Regions from separate parts of the Homo sapiens genome. Here region 1 is linked to region 2. A link is a loop called in an ENCODE intact Hi-C map of the cell type or tissue named here. Cell type or tissue: thyroid gland. All regions are shown on one strand. Links, peaks and the distances in the headings refer to the core of each region. The heading gives the core; the rest is flanking DNA.

Region 1 (11,015 bases), core at 2,075-10,074, 130 kb after region 2:
GCTGAGACTATGGGGTTTTCTAGATATAGGATCATGTCAACTGCAAACAGGGTTAGTTTGACTTCCTCTCTTCCTATTTGGATACCATTTTTTTCTTTCCCTTGCCTGATTGCCCTGGTTAGAACTTCCAATACTATGTTGAATAGGAGTGGTAAGCTAGAGCCTCCTTGTCTACACATATATTTACATCACCCCTAAATCTGTTTTTATTGACTGTCTTGTCTCTTGATTGTCAGTCACTTTCCCCTGCTTTACACATCTGCTAATTTGTCGTTGTATATTGAACATAGTGAGTGAAATGTAGAGTAATGGACAACATACTATGGCCATGGGCCAAATCCAGCCTTCTGGCTGTTATTGCATGGCCTATAGCTAAGAATGGTTTTTTACATTTTTAAAGGTTATTGTTTTTGCTATGTTGCCCAGGCTGGTCTTGAACTCCTGGCCTCAAGCAATCCTCCTACCTCAGTCTCCCAGAGCACTGAGATTACAGCTATGAGCCACCATGCCCAGCCTCTGTTTGTTTTTAAAGAGAATGTACAACAGAGACTATGTGTCCTCAAAGCCTAAAAATATTTGCTTTCTGGCCCTTTATAGGAAAGGTTTGGACTCTTATTTGTTGGAGCTCTGGATTATTAAGTCCCTCTAAATAATAGTGAATTATATTATGGCAGGCAGTTAAATAGCCAGCAGATTACTTTGATCTTATGGAGATTAGTTTTAAGCTTTTTAAGATAGGTCTGTTTCACCTTTGTTCTTACTCCTAGGACAGAGTTTGTCTAGGGTCTCAACTAAGTGACTAAGGTGTTCATCAAGATATCTCTCCTCCGAGCCTGGACCACACCTTCTCAGAACTGCACAACCTCTGAAATCTCTGTTTAGTTAACAGCTATTTTCTCCTAGAAATTCTAACCCTGTGTACGCACATCCTATGAAGCAAGTAAGGACCAAAGGGCAATTTCATGTGTATTTTTATAGCTTTTTTCCTTTCACTTTCTCAGTTCTAATAACCTATCCCCAAAACCCTGGCACCATAGCAACCCCAAACATTAATTTTAGTTTTCTTATCCTAGCAGGACTACCACTGTCTGCTTGGGCTTTGTTTCTCCACAGTATGGTTTGGCAGGTGCCCCCAAGGAGAAAGCCAGCGTGAGACTTGATTCATCTGCCCTTTTCTCCCAAAGATCATAGCCCTGTGTTGGTTGGTATCTGTTGCTTGTAAATGTTACATACATGTTTTATTTGGTCTATATTTGGTCCGGTTTTTATAGATGCTTGTAACAGGAGAATATTGCAATACCAGCTACTCTATATGATCAGAACCCCAAATCCTCATTATTTTAAAATATGAAAACGTATCTCATTATATAATCAGTGAATTTTGATTTGAAACATTTAACATGTTACTTGCTGTATTTTCTGATTCATTGTTTACTTGACCCAGATAGTTGAGCCAAATAGGACTTAGATCTCAGTTAATAATAGTAAATATATTCATCTTATAAAATCGAAATGGCCCTTGCTTTCCAAAGATGGAACCCTAAACAGCTGGGCTAATGGATTTGATATTTTAGAAGATTTCATCTGCAACATTTGAGATGCACCTTCACACAAGTTGATCTGGGCATAGCCGTTGTCAGAGAAGCTTCTGTCCTTGGCTGATAAATTATTAATGCTTAATTATTTAACTTTTTTGTTTGTTTACATATCTAGCATCTTAAAAATATTTCATAAATATTTTAGCCTATGCCCTTTTTTTCTCTACTGTATTCACAGTGTGTAAGGAATACTTGGCTGTTGTTTTTTTTGTTTTGTTTAGAGACAGTGTCTTGCTCTATCTTCCAGGATGGAATGTGGTAGTACCACCATAGTTTAGTGCAGGCTTGAACTCCTGGGCTCAAGGGAATCCTCCCACCTCAACTTCCCAAGTAGCTGAGACTACGGGCATGCGCCACCATGACCACCTAATTTAAAAAATTCTTTAGAGACGAAGTCTCACTATGTTGTTCAGGCTGGTCTCTAACTCCTGGTCTCAAGTGATCCTCCCACCTCGACCTCCCACACTGCTGGAATTATAGGCATGAGCCGCGGTGCCTGGCCTATTTGGCTCTTAAATGTGCTGCCTTTTGACTTATTTCATATTCTTGAAGGGAATAATCATTTAAATATTTTTGCCATCATAGTGCTTTGTATGTCTCTCCTGAAGCTCATTTAATAGCATGTCCATCTGTGATAGATGTGATCTGTTCTTTGGGAAAGGATGTATGACATAGCTCTGTTTTCTTCCTAGTACTTGCATAAAGAAACTTTCAGTATTCATTGGAATGGAGTTGGTGAGCATAGAAAGAGTTATAGTTATCACATAAGGAAGCTACATGACTCACTCTCTGCTGCCTCACTGCTTCCCCTGGGTAATTGTCTGTCCTGATTCCCATGTGGATTCAAGAATCCCCCAAGGAAGCCCTGGTGGGAAGACCTGGAAGGTCTGGCTCTTTGCCCAGATGCTGGTGTTGGTGTTGATGTTGATGGATGTGCTCTGCTGATCATAATACTCTAGAGAAGAAATTGCATCTTATCTTTGAACCCACCATTCATAATGTTTATTCCTAACTCAAATTGGATAGTTCAGTATCTGTATATCAGGAATTTGGTTTCATATTAAAGGTAATATCCATTTATTTGAGTCTTTGCCCTTATTATTTAACATTCTTTTCAATAATTAGACTTAATAATTATGCTTCCAAATGTTTAAAATAAAGCTGGACTTGCACATATATATATGTATACTTTACATATATATATACACAGCTTTACATACACACATGTGTGTGTATGTAAAGCTGGACTTGCATGTGTATATGTATACACGTATACATGTATGCACACATAGCAAGATTTACTTTTGAAAATATTTATCCTGAAACTCCTTTATCCTCTTGGTAATTCAGTATAGTAGCTCTTCCTCTTAAATATTATTCCTAGTGACATTTTATGACTCTGTTTTTCCATTTACCTTTTGAATTCTATCCATAATTTTTTTTTTTTTTTTTTTTGAGACAAAGTATCACTCTGTCACCAGGCTGGAGCAGTGGCGTGATCTCGGTTCACTGCAACCTCCGCCTCCCAGGTTCAAGTGATTCTTCTGCCTCAGCCTCCCAAGTAGCTGGGACTACAGGCGCCTGCCACCATGCCCAGCTAATTTTTATATTTTTAGTAGAGATGAGGTTTCACCATGTTGGCCAGGATGGTTTCAATCTCTTGACCTCGTGATCTGCCCAGCTGGGCCTCCCAGAGTGCTGAGATTACAGGTGTGAGCCACCGCCTCTGGCCTCTATAATTTTTAGTGTATCAGTTTGGTTTCCACCAAGAAAAGTGACAGCTGTACTATGTGAGGAATTAGTAATAGTATTATGACACTTTTTTTTTTGAATGTGCAGACATTTCCTTTTGATGATTCATTTGATTTGTTTATGATAAACTTCAGAGCATGTAGTTTTGGCTTTCTTTTGCAATTATTTAATTTTTTCATGTAAAATCTGGATGTTGATAGGCACTTGATACATTAAATAGGTACTTAATTTTAGCACTAGGTTAATTTACAACTTTGGATTCACTGTATTTTTTGACATCACTTACTTTGAATCACTGTGAGATGACTTTCATTTTTCTTCATCAAGAATATCTTGTGTGGGATGTGTGCTAGTTCTTTATATCCTTCGTTTTTGAAAATGTCTTAAGTTTTACCCTAGACTTAATTGATAGTTTGGGTAGAGAATTTTAGATTGGAAATAATTTCTCAGAGTTTTGAAAATATTGCCTTCTATTAATATTGCTGATGAGGAGTCTGATACTATTTCAATTCCTGATTGTTTATGTATGACGTATTGTTTGTAGACATTTAAAACGTGTTTTCCTTTTCACTTTTTTTTTTGCTTAAATTTCATGTAGATTGTGCATGAAATCCACCAGCTTGCAATATGACACTCTTTTGCTTTCCACTATGCTTGATGTCCCTAGATTTGAAGCCACTTCAGTTTATCTTAGAATAATTCAGGGGAGGTATGGGATTGAGAACTGAGGGACACAACTGTTCCCTACATGGATCTTCAACCTTCCTTTCCCATTTTTAGCCTCATGCCTTATCTTGCTGTTTCTCACACTTATCCTCCAATGTTTGAGCCTTTCTGTATATTTGATTTGCTTCCTGTTGATATCTTTCTCTGCAGGTATTTGGTGTTTAGCTCTGCTGTCTCTTCCACATGCTTTCTATCTTCCAAAGTGTATTAGTATCCCCTCCCCCCCCCTTTTTTTTTTTTGAGATGGATTCTCATTCTGTTGCCCAGGCTGGAGTGCAGTGGCGTGATCTCAGCTCACTGCAACCTCCACCTTGCGGGTTCAAGTGATTCTCCTGCCTCAGCCTCCCAAGTAGCTGGGACTACAGGCATGTGCCACCATGCCCAGCTGATTTTTATATTTTTAGTAGAGACGGGGTTTCACTATGTTGGTCAGGTTGGTCTCGATCTCCTCACCTCGTGATCCACCTGCCTCGGCCTCCCAAAGTGCTGGGATTTCAGGCGTGAGCCACCGCACCCGGCCTGTGTGTTAGTATCTCTTTAGCCGATATCTTCTCTCCTTTTGTTGTTCTTGTGGTTTTTATGTTTTTAGTACATTCCTTCTTTTTTTTTCCCCCTCAAATTAGTGGGCTTTCAGGAATGAGTAAAGGTAAACACATTTTCAGTCCATCACATTTAACTGTAGGTTTAAGCATTTTTGAACAGTAAGTTATTAATTCTTTTTCCTTTAGAAGACTAACAACAGTGGATGGTGGTTTGCCATGACATTTGAAGTCACATTCTTGTATTTTAATTAAAATCAAGTTTTTATTTTTGAAGTTTGCCTCTCCCCCCATTTCTATTTTACATGTGTTTTGGGGACTATAACAAGAGTCACCTTAACCAGTTTGTAATCAAGCACCTAAATATTGCAATCTTATCTCAACCTTTATTCTTTTACTGTAACTGCTTCCTCAGTGATTATTATCTAGTTAAGAAATTCATCAGTTTATCAAGGCTCATTTTGTTTGACCTCTAGGAGCTTTAAAAACTGGTACTGCTCCTTATTTCAAGGAAAGCTCTCTTCTCTGTGATCACATTCTGGATATACTTCATCTGTTTCTTTTTTTTTTTTTTTTGGAGACGCAGTCTCGCTCTGTCGCCCAGGCTAGAGTGCAGTGGCTCGATCTCCGCTCACTGCAAGCTCCGCCTCCCGGATTCACGCCATTCTCCTGTCTCAGCCTCCCGAGTAGCTGGGACTCCAGGTGCCCGCCACCACGCCCGGCTAATTTTTGTATTTTTAGCAGAGATGGGGTTTCACCATATTAGCCAGGATGGTCTCCATCTCCTGACCTCGTGATCCACCCGCCTCGGCCTCCTAAAGTGCTGGGATTACAGGCGTGAGCCACCGTGCCCAGCCCATCTGTTTCTTACATATCAGTATTCCTTGAGGATTTACTATTGTCTTTTGTATCTTTTCACTTTCAATTATTTCGTGGTTGCTGAAGATTGTGGTATCTGTTATCTCTAGTTTGGATATCTTTCCACAACTCAAATTCTGTGTTTGCTGAAGATTTCAGTGGTGGTTTTAAAATCTTCGAAATATTTCTTACTGAGAGAGAGAGGCTGTATTCCCTTTACTTGAACCTTGGTGAGCCTTTATGAGTGCCGTTTTCTTCCAATAGAATCTGTTGAAAGAGATGTTGCATGACTTCCCTCGCTAGCTTAGAAAAGACCCTTCAGCTTCTGCTATTGTTTTATGGTAAACTCACTCTCGAAGAACTTTTAGCTGCTCTGTAAGAAGTCTGGCTCCCCTGAGGCCACCATGTGGAGACTCTGTGGAAAGACAACATGCTATAACTATATCTTTTTGATATGTTGTCTTTTCATATTCATTTAGTTCAGAATATTTTCCAAATTCCCGCTAGACTTCCTGTTTCCCCCAGGCATTATTTATATGTATGTCGTTTAGTTTTCAAATAGTTGAGGATTTTCCATATATCTTTCGCTTAATGATTTCTATTTCAATTCTGTTATGGCTAGAGAACATACTTTGTATGATTTCAGTTCTTTTAAATTTGATAAGGTTTGTTTTAAGGGCCAGAATATGACATATCTTGGTGAATAATCCATGTGCACTTAAAAAGGATGTCTGTTCTACTCTTTTTGGGGGGGAGGCAGGGCGGTGGAAAGGGCTAGAAATATCAGTTAGGTTAAGTTGGTTAGTAGTATTTTTGTTTTTATATTTTAAAAAAATTGAGACATTCTGTGTTGCTCAGGTTGGTCTCCAACTCCTGGGCTTAAACAGCCCTCCCACCTCAGGCTCCCAGGTAGCAGGGATTACAGGCACACGGTAGTGTTTTTATATCTTTGCTGCTTTTCTTTTAACTTTGTTCTATCAATTATCGAGAGAGTAGCATTGAAGTCTTCAAGTATAATTGTGCATTTATCTATTTCTTTCAGTTATATAATTTTTATCTTTTGTATTTTGGAGCCCTGTTGTTAGATACCCATTTGGGACTGTGATTTTCTTTTTGGTGACATGACTCCTTTATTATTATGTAAGGAGTTGAATATAAACATTTTTTTCTTTGAGATAGAGTCTCGCTATGTCTGCCAGGCTGGAGTGCAGTGGTGTGATCTCGGCTCACTGCAGCCTCTGCCTCCCAGGTTCAAGCACTTCTCCTGCCTCAGCCTCCTGAGTAGCTGGGATTACAGGCACGTGCCACCACGCCCAGCTAATTTTTGCATTTTTAGTAGAGACAGGGTTTCACCATGTTGGCCAGGCTGGTCTCAATTTCCTGACCTCAAGTGGTCCGCCTGCCTTGGCCTCCCAAAGTGCTGGGATTACAGGTATGAGCTACTGTGCCTGGCCAAATATAAACATTTTTAAGCCATATTAAAAGAAAGCAAGTTTTTATTTGGTAGTTGTATAGGGTCTTTCCTACGTATATACTTATTTCTATAAACTGAATAACTTCTCCCAGCTTTTCAACTTGTGGAAATTATCTTGTTTTTCAATGTGTTGTCCATCTATCAACTTGCTTAACTGAGATATGCTTTAGTTTTAATAGTTTTGAATAATATTTAGAGTATGTTTCTGTAGAAACAGCTTTTTTTTATATATCCAGATTAATATTACCGTAATTTTACTGGGATATGGCCTTCCGTTTAGTCATAGGTATTAATATCTATGAAGTAATAGTAATGTGTGTTTATTATGTCCACAGAGTTTTCACTTTTCACACTTGTTTCATTCTTGTCAGTAACAATGTGGTGGGGCAGTTACCTCTTTTTTACAGATAGAGGAATCAAATCCAGGGATTTTGCGGCTTGCCCACAGCCACGTGCTAAGCAGTAGAGCCCAGGCTAGAACCCAAGCCTTTTTTTTTTTTTTTTTTGAGAGGGAGTCTTGCTCTGTAGCCCAGGCTGGAGTGCACTGGTGTGATCTCTGCTCACTACAACCTTCACCTCCCAGGTTCAGGCAATTCTCCTGCCTCAGCCTCCCGAGTAGCTAGGATTACAGATGCCTGCCACCACGCCTGGCTAATTTTTGTATTTTTAGTAGAGACAGGGTTTCACCATGTTGGGCAGGTTGGTCTCGAACTCCTGACCTCAAGAGATCCACCCACCTTGGCCTCCCAGAGTGCTAGGATTACAGGTGTGAGCCACCACGCTCTGCCAATCCAAGCCCTTTGACCCTTCAAACTGGTGTTTTTATTTCCCACAACATCTGCTATCAATTGGATGGTCTTCTGTTTCATCTCTATATGTCATTGTGAAAAGTGACACAAATTTAAAAATTAAAAGTTATGGCCATGAAAGACTAAATAGTCTGTGATGCTGTTTTTCTTATCTTTTGTTGAACATAAGAATATAATAGTAAGTTACTAAGGAAGGTTTATTAGAAGTTCAGATTGGTGCTTTTCCACCTCAATTTTATAGGTCTGTGTTGGGACCCAGGTGTGTATATATTAAATGAGTACACAAGATAGTTCTGATGCACATATTCTCTGGCCTTACAGAGAAACACAGTTGGGAGAGATGGAGACTGCCTTGGCCTCATTAACATTCTATAATTAGCCATATATTTATAGAACACATTTTCCTATTTGTTCATTGCATATACCAAGTGAGACAGAATCAAAATCCATGTTAAAACCTAGCTGCACTATACTTATTTTTCTCCTCACTCATGGAGTAGGATTTTCTGTTTAGTGTTTTTCTAAAGCTGAATGAGAAAATAATCTGTACAAGGATAGTGTTTAGCAAGAGCTTTTGAGCCCTTACCGGAAACTATAAACTCTAAAGGAACTGTAAACTCTAAAGCAATGATTCCTAAATGGGGCAGACTTTGCATCTCCCCAACCCAATCTCCAAGGGACATTTGGCAACGTCTGTAGACATTTTTTGTTGTCACAGTTGGATGGTGGGTGCTACTGGCCTCTAGTGGCTAGAAGCCAAGGATGCTGCTAAACTTCCTTACAATACACAGTACAATCCCTCCCCTATCCCCCACAATAGAGAATGATCCTAATACAAAATATTGACAGTGTCAAAGTTGGAAAACTGTGCTCTAAGGTTAATATTCAATAACATATTTTTGATGAGTAAATTTTTAAAATAATCTTAGGTGAGTGTGGTTGCTCACGCTTGTAATCCCAGTGCTTTGGGAGGCCGAGACAGAAGGATTGCTTGAGGCTAGGAGTTCAAGACTAGTTAGGGCAACATAGCAAGACCCCTTCTCTACAAAAATAAAAAATAAAATTAGTCAGGCATGGTGGCATGCACCTGTAGTCCTAACTGCTTGGGAGGCTGAAGCAGAAGGATTGCTTGGGCCAGGAGTTCGAGGTTACAGTGAACTGTGATTGTGTCCCTGTACTCCAACCTGGACAACAGAGTGAGACCCTATCTCTAAAAATAAAATAGTTTTTTAGCTGCAGTTTTGATCTAACTAGGCGTTTCTTCTTCAGAAAGTTGAGTCAAGTGATTTTGTTTTGTCTGTAGCCGTACCCCTATACATACACATTTGCTTCCTAAGTTGATAGTGTGCGTTGTGAGAATACTTGAAGGTTGCTTGAAGATACTAATCACACAATGGATAAATAGGTATAACTGCATCAACAAACCGATTCACAAATCTTTTATCACCCTGTTGGGGGGAAATCTATTTGAGTTTAACCTTTAAAGGAAGGCAAAGAGGGAAAGTAGAATGTTTCAAAGTACTAACTTTGAAGTAGGGAGCATTTAAAATATAAAGTAAAATTTGCAAGTTTTGTGTGCATCAGCATTACATGAGAGTCTCCACTGAGCTGTTTGTTTACTTGCTAATTTTCCTTGGTCAAACAAAAACTTCTTCCCATTCTGAATGAATGTGAACTAGTATTTTATTGAGGATTTTGGCAGTGCAAGTGGGCCAGAAATAACTTTTTATTACAAGTATAGCATATATACAATAAAGAACAAATCTTAAATGTAAGACAAGAATTTATAAGGTGAAATCTCCTGTGAAACTATCACTGGATCGAGATAATAGAATATTACCAGTACTTCAGATGCGTCCGTTGTGCTTCCTTACTGTTACTATTTGTCTCTTGCCTAAAGTAGTCACCATTCTGAGGTCTGTCATTATAGTCTAGTTTTGTTTTTGTTTTTGAATGTTATTGAGTTAAACTATATGAGATTGTGTTTTTATAGGTTGTAATTATAAGCAATTTCATATATGTAGTTCAATCTAAGTATTTTTTCCCCATTGCTGTATAATACTTCATTTATGGTAGCTAGTGTCAATAGATGGCCCCCTACACGTACACTTGATACTCACACCGTTGTAAAGTCCCTCACCCCTTGAATCTTGGCTGGCTTCTAAGTGACTCACTTTTAACCCTGACAGTAAAGTTACCCTTTGTGGCTCCCAGTCATAAGAAGCCTTGCAGCTTCCAATTGGGTCTCCTTAGAACACACACTCTTGGGGACAGTCCATTTTAGACTTCAGCTGTCATGCTGTGAGATGTTCTCACCATATGGAGAAGCCATATGTCAGTGCTCTGGTCATTAGCTCCAGCTGACCTCCCAGCCAACAGTCAGCATCAGTTGCCAGCCATATGAGCAAGGCATCTTGTACGTCAGATTCAATCAAACTTCTGATGACTTTACTATCTGCTGTCTAACTGTAGCCACAAGTGAGAACCGCCATGTGGGCCCAGTCAACCCACAGAACCATGAGTAATACTAATATTTGTTTGGTTTATGTTTGTGTATTTGTCTTAGCATTGTGGTGTATTTGCTGCATAGCAACGTAAAATGCATCATTGCATGAATATACCAAAATTTATTCAGTTTACTGTTGGTGGACCCTTGATTTGTACACTTTGGGGCTACTATGAATACTGTAGCTCTAAACAGTCTTACAATACATATATTGGTGAATATATTCATATACTTCTGTTGGGCAATTATCTAAGAGTGGAAATGCTGGGTCAGCTTCAGGAGACACTGTGAAACAGTTTTCCAAAGTGGCTATAAGTATGTATGCTCCAGCAGTTTATGAGACTGCATTTGTCCCACATCTTCAAAAATACCTTATATTTTAAAATTTTAGCCATTCTGTTGCTTATGTTGTAGAATTTCATTGTGGTTTTACCTTCTGTTAGTGAATTTTCCCAACATCTTTTCACTTGCTTTTCCCAACATCTTTTCACTTTCTTTTTTACATAAGTAGAAGGCTCTACAATAAAAAGTATAGGATAGTAAATGCTAGGTGATAGGAATTTTTTATCTCCATTATAATCTTTTGGGACCACCATAGTATATGCAGTTTATCATTGACTGAAAAGCAGTTAATGAGGCACATGACTGTACTGAAAGCTTTCCCCTGAAACTGGAAACAAGGTAAGAATGTCCACTATCCACCACCCTTTATTCATTGTGTTTTTTGGGTTTTTCTTCCCATATATTTGTTGA
Region 2 (11,015 bases), core at 1,377-9,376:
ACTTCCCAGGAGAGGTGACCCTGTTGCTGAAACCCCTACGAGTGAATGGAAGGAAGTCAACAACAATAATACCAAACACTTATTTAACACTTATTTTGTGCCAAGTGCTTTACATATAAGAACTCATAAAATTTCCACAACAATCCTATTATCCCCATCTTACAGGTAGGGAAATCAAGGCATAAAGAAGTCGAATGGCTTCTCACCAGCCAGTGCTGGGCTTGGGAACTGAACCCAGGCAGTCTGGCTCTAATGCCTGTGCCCTTAACCACTCCACCTTCACTTAGGCAAGTGAAACTGGCCATGGGAACAGCCTGTACCAAGCCAGGAATGAGACAGTTTATGTAGGCTTTATCAGGGTCCAACCAAGAGATTGAAACCACACTGTAATGTGAACAGAGAGAATTTAATATAAAGGATTATTATTCTATAAGGAATATTATTACTATTATAACAACAGAGGGTTGGAGTGATGAGGACTGGCTTGTAAGAAGTCCAGAGCCACCTGGACTCAGAGCCACCCTAGCTTTGGATTTCTTCCAGTCTCAGCCCCCTAGAGCCCTTGCTCCCCAAAGAGCCTTGCTCCCCGCTAGAGGTCAAAGGTAAGTCATAGCAATGGACCCAGACTCTTGTTATTACCCATGACATGGTTTGAATCTGTGTCCCCAACCAAATCTCATGTTGAATTGTAATCCCCAGTGTTGGAGGTGGGGCCTGGTGGGAGGTGATTGGATCGTGGGGGTGGCTTCTAATGGTTTAGCACTGTCCCCCTGGTGCTGTCTCATGAGTTCTCACGAAATCTGGTTATTTAAAAGTATGTGGCACTTTCCCCTTCGCTCTCTCCTTCCTGCTCCAGTCGTGTAGGACGTGCCTGCTTCCCCTTCACCTTCCGCCATGTTTGTAAGTTTCCCGAGGCCTCCCCAGAAGCCGTCATGCTTCCTGTACAGCCTGTGGAACCATGAGCCAGTTAAACCTCTTTTATTTATAAATTTACCCAGTCTCAGGTAGTTCTTTATAACAATGCGAGAATGAACTAATACAGCCCACCCCTACCCCATACCTCTCCTACCCTCTCCCCAGCAGGCTGTGAGGACAGGGTGCTCATGCCAAACCCTGAAAGCATTACAAAGGCTGCAGGGCCTAAGCTGGGGCCTGGGCCTGAGGAGCAAACTGAGGAGCAGAGCCCACGTGGAGAGAGGGAGGGAGCCGGCGTCCACATGCCACACGGACGGCAGTGTCACTGCTCTATCATCACATCCTGCGTGTTTATAGACTTCATTGTCATCATCAAATGAGACCTGCCAGAGTCTTAACCCCTTGACGCTGGCTCGCTAGTTAAGCGCGGACAGCTCACAGCCTGGCTGGAATTATGCTCGCTTTTACCCATCCGCATCAGGTGGACACTTTCAGCTCACTGGCTTGGTTTTCCAAGACCTGAAATCAACGTCAGTGTTGAATTTTCCCTAATTTTATCCACTTGTGAAAGACCAAAGTCCTAGCCCTTTTCCCCCACAGCAGGGACACCCTCACTTTCCCAGGTCCCTGGGCTGGTCCACTTCAGGGTTAAGCACAGCAGATTGGGAAGGCCCTTCTGGTTCCATAGCTGTGAGCAGCTCTGCAGGCCTGAAGCATGCATGTCTTTGTTGATTTTCTGAGGCAGGAAGGATCTGGAATCAGAGTCCTGGAAGCCTGGAGTCCACTGAGGTGCCCTTGCCGGGGGGCAAATCTGTGGGCGCCTCTCCAGGCAGCCTCTGGCCTCAGAGCCAGACCACCCGGGCTAAGATCCCGGCTCTGCAACTCACTGCTGTGGGCACGTTCCTGAGCTTCTCCGTGCCTCAGCTTCCCTCATATGTAAATGGGAATAATGACAGTGCCCAGCCCCTGGGGTTGGTTTGAGTGAATATTTTTAAAGCACCTTGGACAGTGCCTGGCACAGAGTTAAAGCCTGAGGAAACGGAGCATAGTTTCCATTCACCAGTCATTGCCCAAGGTGCAGTTGTCAAGCAGTGACTGAATTAGAGCTGGCCCAGGGTGATACTTTTGGAGATGTCTCAGGTGGCAGGGAGGTGAGTCAGGGTTGGCAGCACTGCCTCACACAACATTCTCAAGCACCCAGTACGGTTTTATTGATGTTGCTGACGCCCCTGCCAGCTGGGACCTCTGTAAGGGGCAGCAGTGGGCCACATCCACCTCTTCTTCCCAGTACTGGACCATGTCGCTGTTCAGGAAGTGTTTGCTGGACACATGACCTGTGTGAGAGAAGGGAAGGGAGTGTGGCGTGTGGGGAGGCCCCAGAGGTCCTGACGTGTCAAGGTCAGTTCAGCACACACTTCTCTGGGGGCCACATGGGAGAGGCTGCTGCGGCAAGGCCTGCAGACCCCAGTCTTGTCCCCTCTGGATTAGGCTCCTCTGAAAGGTCCCCATCACCTGGTGACATTGCTGTGGCAGCAGCTGGAGGCTGCCCTCAGCCACCGATCCCCAGGTCCGGAGCCACGTGCCCACGTCCTGACACCTGATTGTCCTGTGCTGGTCCCTGCAGATGGCCCAGCCTCGCAGTCTGGACTCCACCCCTGCAGAGGAAGCACAACCGATGTCACAGGTGCAAAGACCACTCGGGAGCTGGGCCACAGCTTCCCATCCTGTCCCGTCAGTGCCTCCCTCTCCTAAGCCTGGAGACCCTTCACTTCCTCTACCTCCTAACAACTCCTGTTGGAGCCATTTTGAATGCAGCCCTAAGGCTTTCCTTGTCAGCCAAATGGGTGTCAGAAGCCATCTGTGCCTGAGCTGGTGGCAGCTGGTGGGAAAATGCTTGCATCCATATGAATCGATTTTGTTTTGCCTCCTAAGATCTTCAGTTGAGCAAGAGGAGATTTGCTGAATTTTTCAGAGGTTGCATTAACCTGGGGAAGGCGGAACTGACAGCCCAGCAAAGGGCAGGAGGAAGAAAGCCTGGACACAGCTAGAGAGATCCAGCCAGTGTGAAGGCCTGTGGCCCGAGGAGGGAGCCGTGAGGTGTAGCCCAGGCCATGTCCCCAGGCGAACAGCAGCTCCCACCAACCCCTGACGAGGTCGGCGCTGGGGTGGCCCTCCACAGAGGTGGCAGAGTTGGCTTTTGGTGCCTCACCTGAGGTGAAGCTTCCCTTTGGCCTGTTCTGCCCAGCTCCATGCTGGAACTTCTTTCAGAGAACAACATCCCAGCTCCCACACAGTGCCTCAGGCTGTTTCCTCACCTTCTCATTCAGCCACCATGAATCCTTTAGAGAAAGGCAGGTAGGCTGGGTGTGGTGGCTCACGCCTGTAATCCCAGTACTTTGGGAGGCCAAGGCAGGTGGATCACTTGAGGTCAAGAGTTTGAGACCAGCCTGACCAACATGGTGAAACCCCATTTCTACTAAAAGTACAAAAATTAGCCGGGTGTGGTGGTGGCACCTGTAATCCCAGCTACTCTGAAGGCTGAGGTGGGAGAATCGCTTGAACCCGGGAGGCAGAGGTTGCAGTGAGCCGAGATCACGCCACTGCACTCCAGCCTGAGTGACAAAGCGAGATTGTCTCAAAAAAAAAAAAAAAAAAAAAAAAAAAAGGCAGGGATTTGTCCCCAGGTCCCTGTGGAAAGCAGTGGCTCAGAGAGGTTAGGTCCACTACACAAAGCTGAAGGCAGTGGGGCCGGCATGGGGACCTGTAGCATCCACACGTGAAGCCTGTGCTGTTTCCCTGTCCAGGTTGTGTCCACAGTGAGGAGGTAGGGGGTCACAGGTCAAGGCCGTGGCCGCAGTGAGGAGGTAGGGGCCACAGCAGCACCCTTTTGTGGAGCAGCAAAGCCCCCCTGGAGACCCTGGGGTGCCCCACCCTGTAGTAGGGTGCTTTTGGGGAGTGGGTTTGACGCAGTAGCACACAGGGCACCCAGGAGCCCTGAATGGGCATCTCAGTCATGCGGTCACTGTTCTGTCCTTGTATGACAGAGCTGGCCAGAGGCCTCATTGCTAAAGATCGGTCTCTCCTAAAACTTCCTCCGAGAGGAAGATGCGGAGTGAAGTTGGGTCAGGTTTTGGAGAAGGAGCGTCTGCACCACCTGGCCCTTGTTAAATGCAGTCTCAGGCTGGCCTGGGAGCCACTCAGACCGTCCACAGGCAAGATCCAGAGGCTGCTGTCTGCACAAGCTTCTCTCTGAGCTGACCCGTGTGTGTCCTAGAGGTCAAGATTCACTACTTTTAGGGAAGCCAACACTGAGGCTGACATTCTCTAAATACCTGGGGGCAGAGCCTCTCAAGCCCATGCAGCCTGAGGAAAAAGGCCTCAGCCACACCTGAAGCAAAGGGCTCCTGTGGGTGCCACGTGACCCACCCACATGACCGCTGCCCACCAGCTGCAGTCACAGAAGACACACATACACATCACACATATCACACACAAACATACCACATACACATCACACCACACACATCACATGCCACAAACACAACACACAAACATACCACATACACCACACATCACATACACATCACACATGCCACACACATCACACAAGCCACACACACATGCAACATACCACACACAAACACATACCACATACACCACACACCACATACGCATACACATTACACATACCACACATATGACACATACCACACACATCACGCACATGCAACATACACACACAACATACACACCACACACATGGCACACACAAACACATACCACATGCACCACATGCCACGCACATTGCACGTACCACACACATGCAACGTGCCACACAACACACAAACACACCACACACAACATACCATGCACACACAACACAAACACATACCACATACATATCACACTTACCACACATGTGCAACATACTACACCTGTGTGGTATACCACACACACACACACACACACACTATACCTCCACACACACCACTCACCTCACCTCACACACACACACCCACACACACACACCCCTCAGGCAGCATTTGGAAGTCCAGCCTAAATAAGGGTGATGTTAACTCACTGCCCCCACCAGATTCTCAGCATATCTGAAGCAGAGGTGTGGGGAGAGTGGGTCAGCTCTTAGTAGGGCCTTAGGGCCCCTCAGAGACAGCAGGGCTGGAGTTTAGTGCAGGAGCGGGCTCTGCCCTGGACCCTGTGTGTGCAACAGTGCTGTTGGCCGGGCACTGTCCCCATCCTCCTCCTGGCCCCTTTGAAGGTAGGTGTGGCCACATGACTGCTCTGGCCGGTGGATTTCATATGCGCAGGGTCACTTCCCCGCGAAAGCATTTGAGAGCCAAGGTGCCCTTCTCTGTCGTACACGCCCCTGATGGGGCCCCAGACCTTGGGCCCCCGGTGAGGGTGGCGGGGAGCAGAGCCCACTGCATCATGTGCTTGTGTCAGGGCAATAAATAAGCCTCTGTACTTTTAAGGCCCAGATTTGGGAGTTGCTACCACAGCATCACCTACCCCAGCCTGCTTATATGCCACACTTAGGAGCCAAACCACCACAAGGGCTCACTCACTCTATTTGGACAATTCATGTCATTTGGGCACTAAGCTAGAAGGACGTGTGGAGTGGCTCATTAAGCAGAGGTGAGAATTCTGCTCCTGGGAGGCAGCGCTGCAAATTTTTAATGCTTGGGTCTTTACAGCTCAGTGTCAGCGGATACGGCAAAGCCCTTCTGAAAAACAAACATCGGGCAATGATTGTGCAACACAGCTGCTAAAAATCCTTCATTTCTGGGTAGGAAAGAGTCTCTCTGTGTCCTTTCCATTGAAAGAGCATAAGCTCAACGAAGGTGACAGCCCCGGAATGTGGACAAATGGGACTGGGAAAACGCCATGTCTTCATTCTCTATCCCTCCCCCACCTTTCACACCCAGCCCTTTGAAAAGCAGAAAGCAATGCACAGATGTAAGGAGCTGTTTTCATTCTTGTGGTTACGAGCCCTCCCCTCTGTTCCCATGGCAGCCTGGCACACTCTGCCATGCACTTTTCACACTGCATTTTGTCTGCTTCCTTGTCTGTCTCTCCCAACTGGGCTGTGAATGTCTCACAGGCAGGGCCTGGCCTTCCTTCTTGCATCCTGGGCACCTGGCTGGGCACCTGGTCCGCTGGAGTGCTCAGTGACTGGTGAGTGGGTGGGGGATATGGGAGATGGAGCAAGGGCAGAGAGGTGGGGAGGAAGCGCCATGGAGGGAGGCCTGCGGGCTGAGAATCCAACCCAAAAGCATTTTGTGAGCACCCGCTATGTACAAGCCACAGCGCAAGGCTCTGGGGAAAAGTCCAGATTTGTAAGACATATTTATCAGTTTGTAAACACTCTCATATATGTTATTTTTTTGAACTTCACAGCACCCTGGGGTGGTAAATTGTACACAGTTGATCCTCTTTTGAGAGTGGATTTACAGAGTTGATGTGGTGTATAGCACAAATGGCAGTGGCCTTGACCGTGCATCTTGCTTTGAGTCCTGGCATTGCCCCCATCCAGCTGTGTGGCCTTGGGAAGCCTCAGCAGCAAAAGAAGGGGACTGGCTCTGCAGGGGCCCACTGCAAGCATGGCCCAGCCTGGCCTGAAACCTAGGACTGTTTGATTTACCCAACAAAAGGTGTGCAGCTGCCCTGAGTCTGTGGGCAAGCTCAGACCTCAGGGGTGAGCCACACTAGGGAGAGGCGCAAGGGGCTGTGACCATCTCATCTCTGTGGCTGCAGACCATCCTACAGGGCCTGGCCCAGGAGGCATGCAGTGAATTAATGCATGAGTGAGGTATAGGCAGCCTGAATGGGGACAGTGTTCAGAAATCCCAGCTGTTCAAAAGCATGAGGGCAGAGCTCAGTCCTCAGGGATTAAACTAGAACCAAGGGAAGAGTGTAGCTGGGTGGCAGCTGTTGAGGTCATTATTGAGGGTACTGTAAACCCCAGTAGGACTAGACCTGGGGAGAAGGTCTGTTGCTGGTATTATCATTTGTCACGGACCTCATGGTGACCACGGTGTGGGGGCAGTGCTTCACACAAACCTGCCACATCCCTACCACCAACCCTTCATTTATTAGCACACATTTATTGAACATCTGATATGTGCCAGGCTCTGTTCTGGGCCCTAGAGAAATCACAATGGATAAAAATGCCTGCTCTTATATTCTAGTGAGAGGCACAGCCAATAAACAAGGAATAAGTCATTATAGAGCATCCAGGATGATAAGCAGGGCAGCAGTGGGACAAGGGATGGGAAGGGCTGGGTATAGGGGGCAGATGCATTTCTCAACAGTGTGGCCAAGGACAGCCTACACTGAGAAGGTGACGATGGAGCAAAGAGGAAGTGAACCAAGTGGAAATCCGGGGAAAGAGCATTCCAGGCAGAGGGGAGACAAGGGCAGAGGCCCTGAGGCAGGAGCGGGCCTGGCACATTTGAAGTTGGAGCAGGGAGGTCGGGGAGGCAGGGAGAAGTGGAAATGACGTTGGGGAGGTGGGGGAAGGGGCCAGATTGTATAGGGTCTTGTGAAGGATGGACAGGAGTTTTCCCCACCTGTGTCTGGAAGCTTTTGTTCTAGCTTCACTCTGTTGTTGAAATCCATTGTCTCTCCAGCTACTCCGGTCTCTGAGGGAAGCACCCTGCCCTGGGGAAATTCTCACATGGCCAGACACAGACCTGGCTGACCAGCTGCAGGCTGGTGCTGACAGTTCCAGCACACCTTGGCTTCCTCAAGAGATCCAAAGGTACAGTTCCCAGAGGTGCTGGTCACACTCAACTTGCCTTGAATTGAACCACAACAAAACACGGAACCAAACTCCTAAACAGGACTGCAGGGTCAGGGTCTGCCTCCACTTCCCGTCTCCACATGTGCCTGCTTTAGGGATCCAGCTCTGTAGAAGTACAGGCTATTTGGTCAGGTGCTGTGGCTCATGCCTGCAATCCCAGCACTTTGGGAGGCCAAGGCTTGTGGGTCACTTGAGCCTAGGAATTTGAGATCAGCCCAGGCAACATGGTGAAACCCCATCTCTACTAAAAATATAAAAATTACCCGGGCTTGGTGGTGTGTGCCTGCTCAGGAGGCTGAGGCGGGAGAATCACTTGAACCTAGGAGGCGGAGGTCACAGTGAGCTGAGATGGAGCCACTGCACTCCAGCCAGGGCAACAGAGAGACTCTATCTCAAAACAAAACAAAACGAAGTCCAGGCTATTCTTTCTTACCTCCAGATATTTGCACATGTTGTTCCCTCTGCCTAAAGCACTGCAGGCCCCCCTTCCCAGAAAACTACTCGATTCCTCACCCCTCCCCTCTGTCTGTGCTGTCGTGGCTCCCTCAGCTTCCTCTCTCTCTCTCACTCTGGATTCCTTGCTTTCTGTCTCCCTCCTCTTCACAGCAACCTCGCTGAGGGCTTCCCCTCCACCCTCTGAAGGTTCACTGAAATGAACCGATACTAGACAGATTAAAGGCATGCAAATGTATGAATGTGCAAGTATGCACAGGAGCCATACAAAATATGAGGCTCAAAGAAGGGCCAGATGGCTGGAGCTTAAATAGCACCCTCTTCATAGGGGAGAGGGAGGTGGGGGAACATAGGCAATTTTGAGGCATAATAAATTATTTTTAGGGGAAATGAATGAGCCTAAAAAGCAGACAATAGCCTGGGATGAAGTTCCTCTGAGCTCCAGGGGAGGCAATGCCAACTTGCAGGAAGGTGAGGGCAGAACTTCACGGTGAACAAAGGTTGCCTTATTTTGCAGGCAAAGTCTCCCCGGTAATCTCTTGGAGTGGCCCTCAGAAGAACAGATGAAAAGTCTGCCTGGGTGTGGTAGCAACTTTTATTCTTTTCTCTTCTCCCGTGGTTAATCTTTCCGCTTATTTGATGAGATTCCTAGGAAGGGGGTCAAAGTGTTCCTTCTGGAGGGAACTTCAGAGAGATCCCCTCCCTGCACAGTTGGGGGAAGAAACAAGAGAAGGCTAGAAAGTCTTTGGTTCTGAGACCGCTTCTAAGGCCTTCCAACTTCCTTTCATTTAAAAGTGCTCAGCACACCGAAGCACCATACTTTGAGGTATAATTTTCTGAGCCCCAGCAGCTTGCACACAGGTGCCAAGACATCCTGGCTGAACAACAGGAGGTAAGGAAGCAAGTTATTGGCTCACTGGTTCTAATGACCAAACTTCAGGGTGAAGAGGAACCTAGGATGGAAGTGAAACAGCAGATGGGGGTCTTCTCCTAAGTGGCTTGAGATGATCTGTGAAAATGGTTCGCTATTCATTTGACCCAGAAAACCCTACTAAATCTTGCAAATCAAGGTGTTTCCATCTTTGTGTTCACTTTAAGAACACTCTTGAGACTGGGCGTGGTGGCTCACGCCTGTGATCCCAGCACTTTGGGAGGCCGAAGTGGGTGGATCACCTGAGGTCAGGAGTTCGAGACCAGCCTGGCCAACATGGTGAAACCCCGTCTCTACTAAAAATATAACAATTAGCCAGGCGTGGTGGTGGGCACCTGTAATCCCAGCTACTTGGGAGGCTGAGGCAGGAGAATTGCTTGAACCCAGGAGACGGAGGTTGCAGTGAGCCAACACGATGCCACTGCACTGCAGCTTCGGCGACAGAGTGAGACTCTGTCTCAAAACCAAAAGAAAGGACACTTGTGAAACTGCCCAGGTCATCAAGGGTGTGCTTATATGAAAAGCCACGAAGTGTCTGAACGATGTCACTTTACAGAGACAGTGTGTACCTGTATTAGTTCGTTTTCACACTGCCATAAACAACTGCCCCAGACTCGGTAATTTATAAAGGAAAGTGACTCACACAGTTCAGCATGGCTGGGGAAGCCGCAGGAAACTTACGTTCATGGCAGAAGGCGAAGGGGAAGCAAGGACTTATTCAACAAGATGGCAGGAAGAGAAGTGCCAAGTGAAGGGGGAAGAGCCCCTTATAAAACGATCAGATCTCGTGAGAATTCACTCACTATCACAAGCACGGCACGGGGGAACCGCCCCCATGATCCAATCCCCTCCCACTGTGGCAGGACTTTTCCTTAGTTCAGCTAAAGACAGGGCTCTTTGTCCCACAGCTACGAAAATTCAGGCTCGCAGACAATTTGAATGGTGAGTAAGACAGGGTTCCATTGTCTTGTTAGGCTAGAGTCCCTACTAGGGTGCTTCCCACCCGCAGCTAGAATCCCAGGTTCCACACAGGAAGAGGAGGGGCCAGGCTCCTCCCCACTGCAAAAGGAGTGAATTTCCCAAGGCTCCACCCCAGGGTGCAAGCCGGTTGGAGTTTTTCCAGGGACCCCCTCCCACCTGGCTGTCTCACCAAGAGGTCACTCCCCCAACACATGGGGATTACAATGCAGATTACAATTCAAGATGAGATTTGGATGGGGACACAGAGCCAGACCATATCAGTGCCATTCTGATGTTACAATGGGGGAGTTGGTAGTGCCCAGGCCAAGAAGTGAGGCTGGACACAAGGTCAGTGGTCCAAAAAGAGTGCTGAGTTTTTGTTGCACTAGCTTAAAAATGCAGAGAGCAATGCTGAACTTAAGGGTTTAGATGTAGATTCTTTGGTCATTGAGCACATCCAGGTGAATAAAGCACGTAAAATGCCCCTCCAGACTTAGAGAGCTCATGGTTGATTAACCCACACATGAGCTCTCCCTGCCACATCGAGATCATCCTTACTGAAAAGGAACAAATTGTTCCTAAACCAGAAGAGGAGGTTGCCCAGAAGAAAAAGTTAGCGCAGAAGAAACTAAAGAAACAAAAACGTATGGCTCTGGAATAAATTCAGCATAAAATAAATGCAATTAAAAGGAAACAGAAAGAAAGAAGGAACAGGAAACAGGAATGGGAACAAGAGGTGGGTGTACTTGGGGTATGGATCGTGGGAGGGAACAAGCAGGAAGCTGGGTGCCATGGGAATCTGCAGGCCAGTGACTTTCAAGGTGAGGCCAGTATCATTGTTTCTTTCAGTTTACTCTTGTTGGGAGCCTGAGAGTTCCCGTGGCATTGTCCTTGGCTTTCCGGGACATTTAAAGCAACGGTCAACTCGAGCTTGTC

Evidence for each region. Hi-C counts contacts between places; a loop is a spot of excess contacts. Peaks named below come from ENCODE experiments on the same cell type or tissue, not always from the same donor. Only the 100,000 strongest peaks of a DNase experiment are listed, where the experiment ranks them.
Region 1: it touches region 2 in a loop (2.1-fold over the local background); 61 of 110 quality-filtered maps call a loop at or near these places.

Annotation. Positions count from the first base shown.
Region 1 is chr2:119,818,061-119,829,075 of GRCh38, forward strand. The region is part of intron 2 of PTPN4 (protein tyrosine phosphatase non-receptor type 4); the gene reads left to right. Among named protein-coding and RNA genes, the nearest start is that of PTPN4, 64 kb to the left of the region's middle. In thyroid gland, for the core only: CTCF peaks have their summits at 5,889 and 8,519 (motif pointing left); a DNase peak (open chromatin) is centred at 5,871.
Region 2 is chr2:119,689,418-119,700,432 of GRCh38, forward strand. It overlaps a transcript of TMEM177 not described here and the pseudogene RPL17P15. Among named protein-coding and RNA genes, the nearest start is that of TMEM177, 16 kb to the left of the region's middle. RefSeq lists a silencer at 8,272-8,421 and an enhancer at 10,791-11,015. In thyroid gland, for the core only: no CTCF peak of the experiment used is centred there; a DNase peak (open chromatin) is centred at 6,022.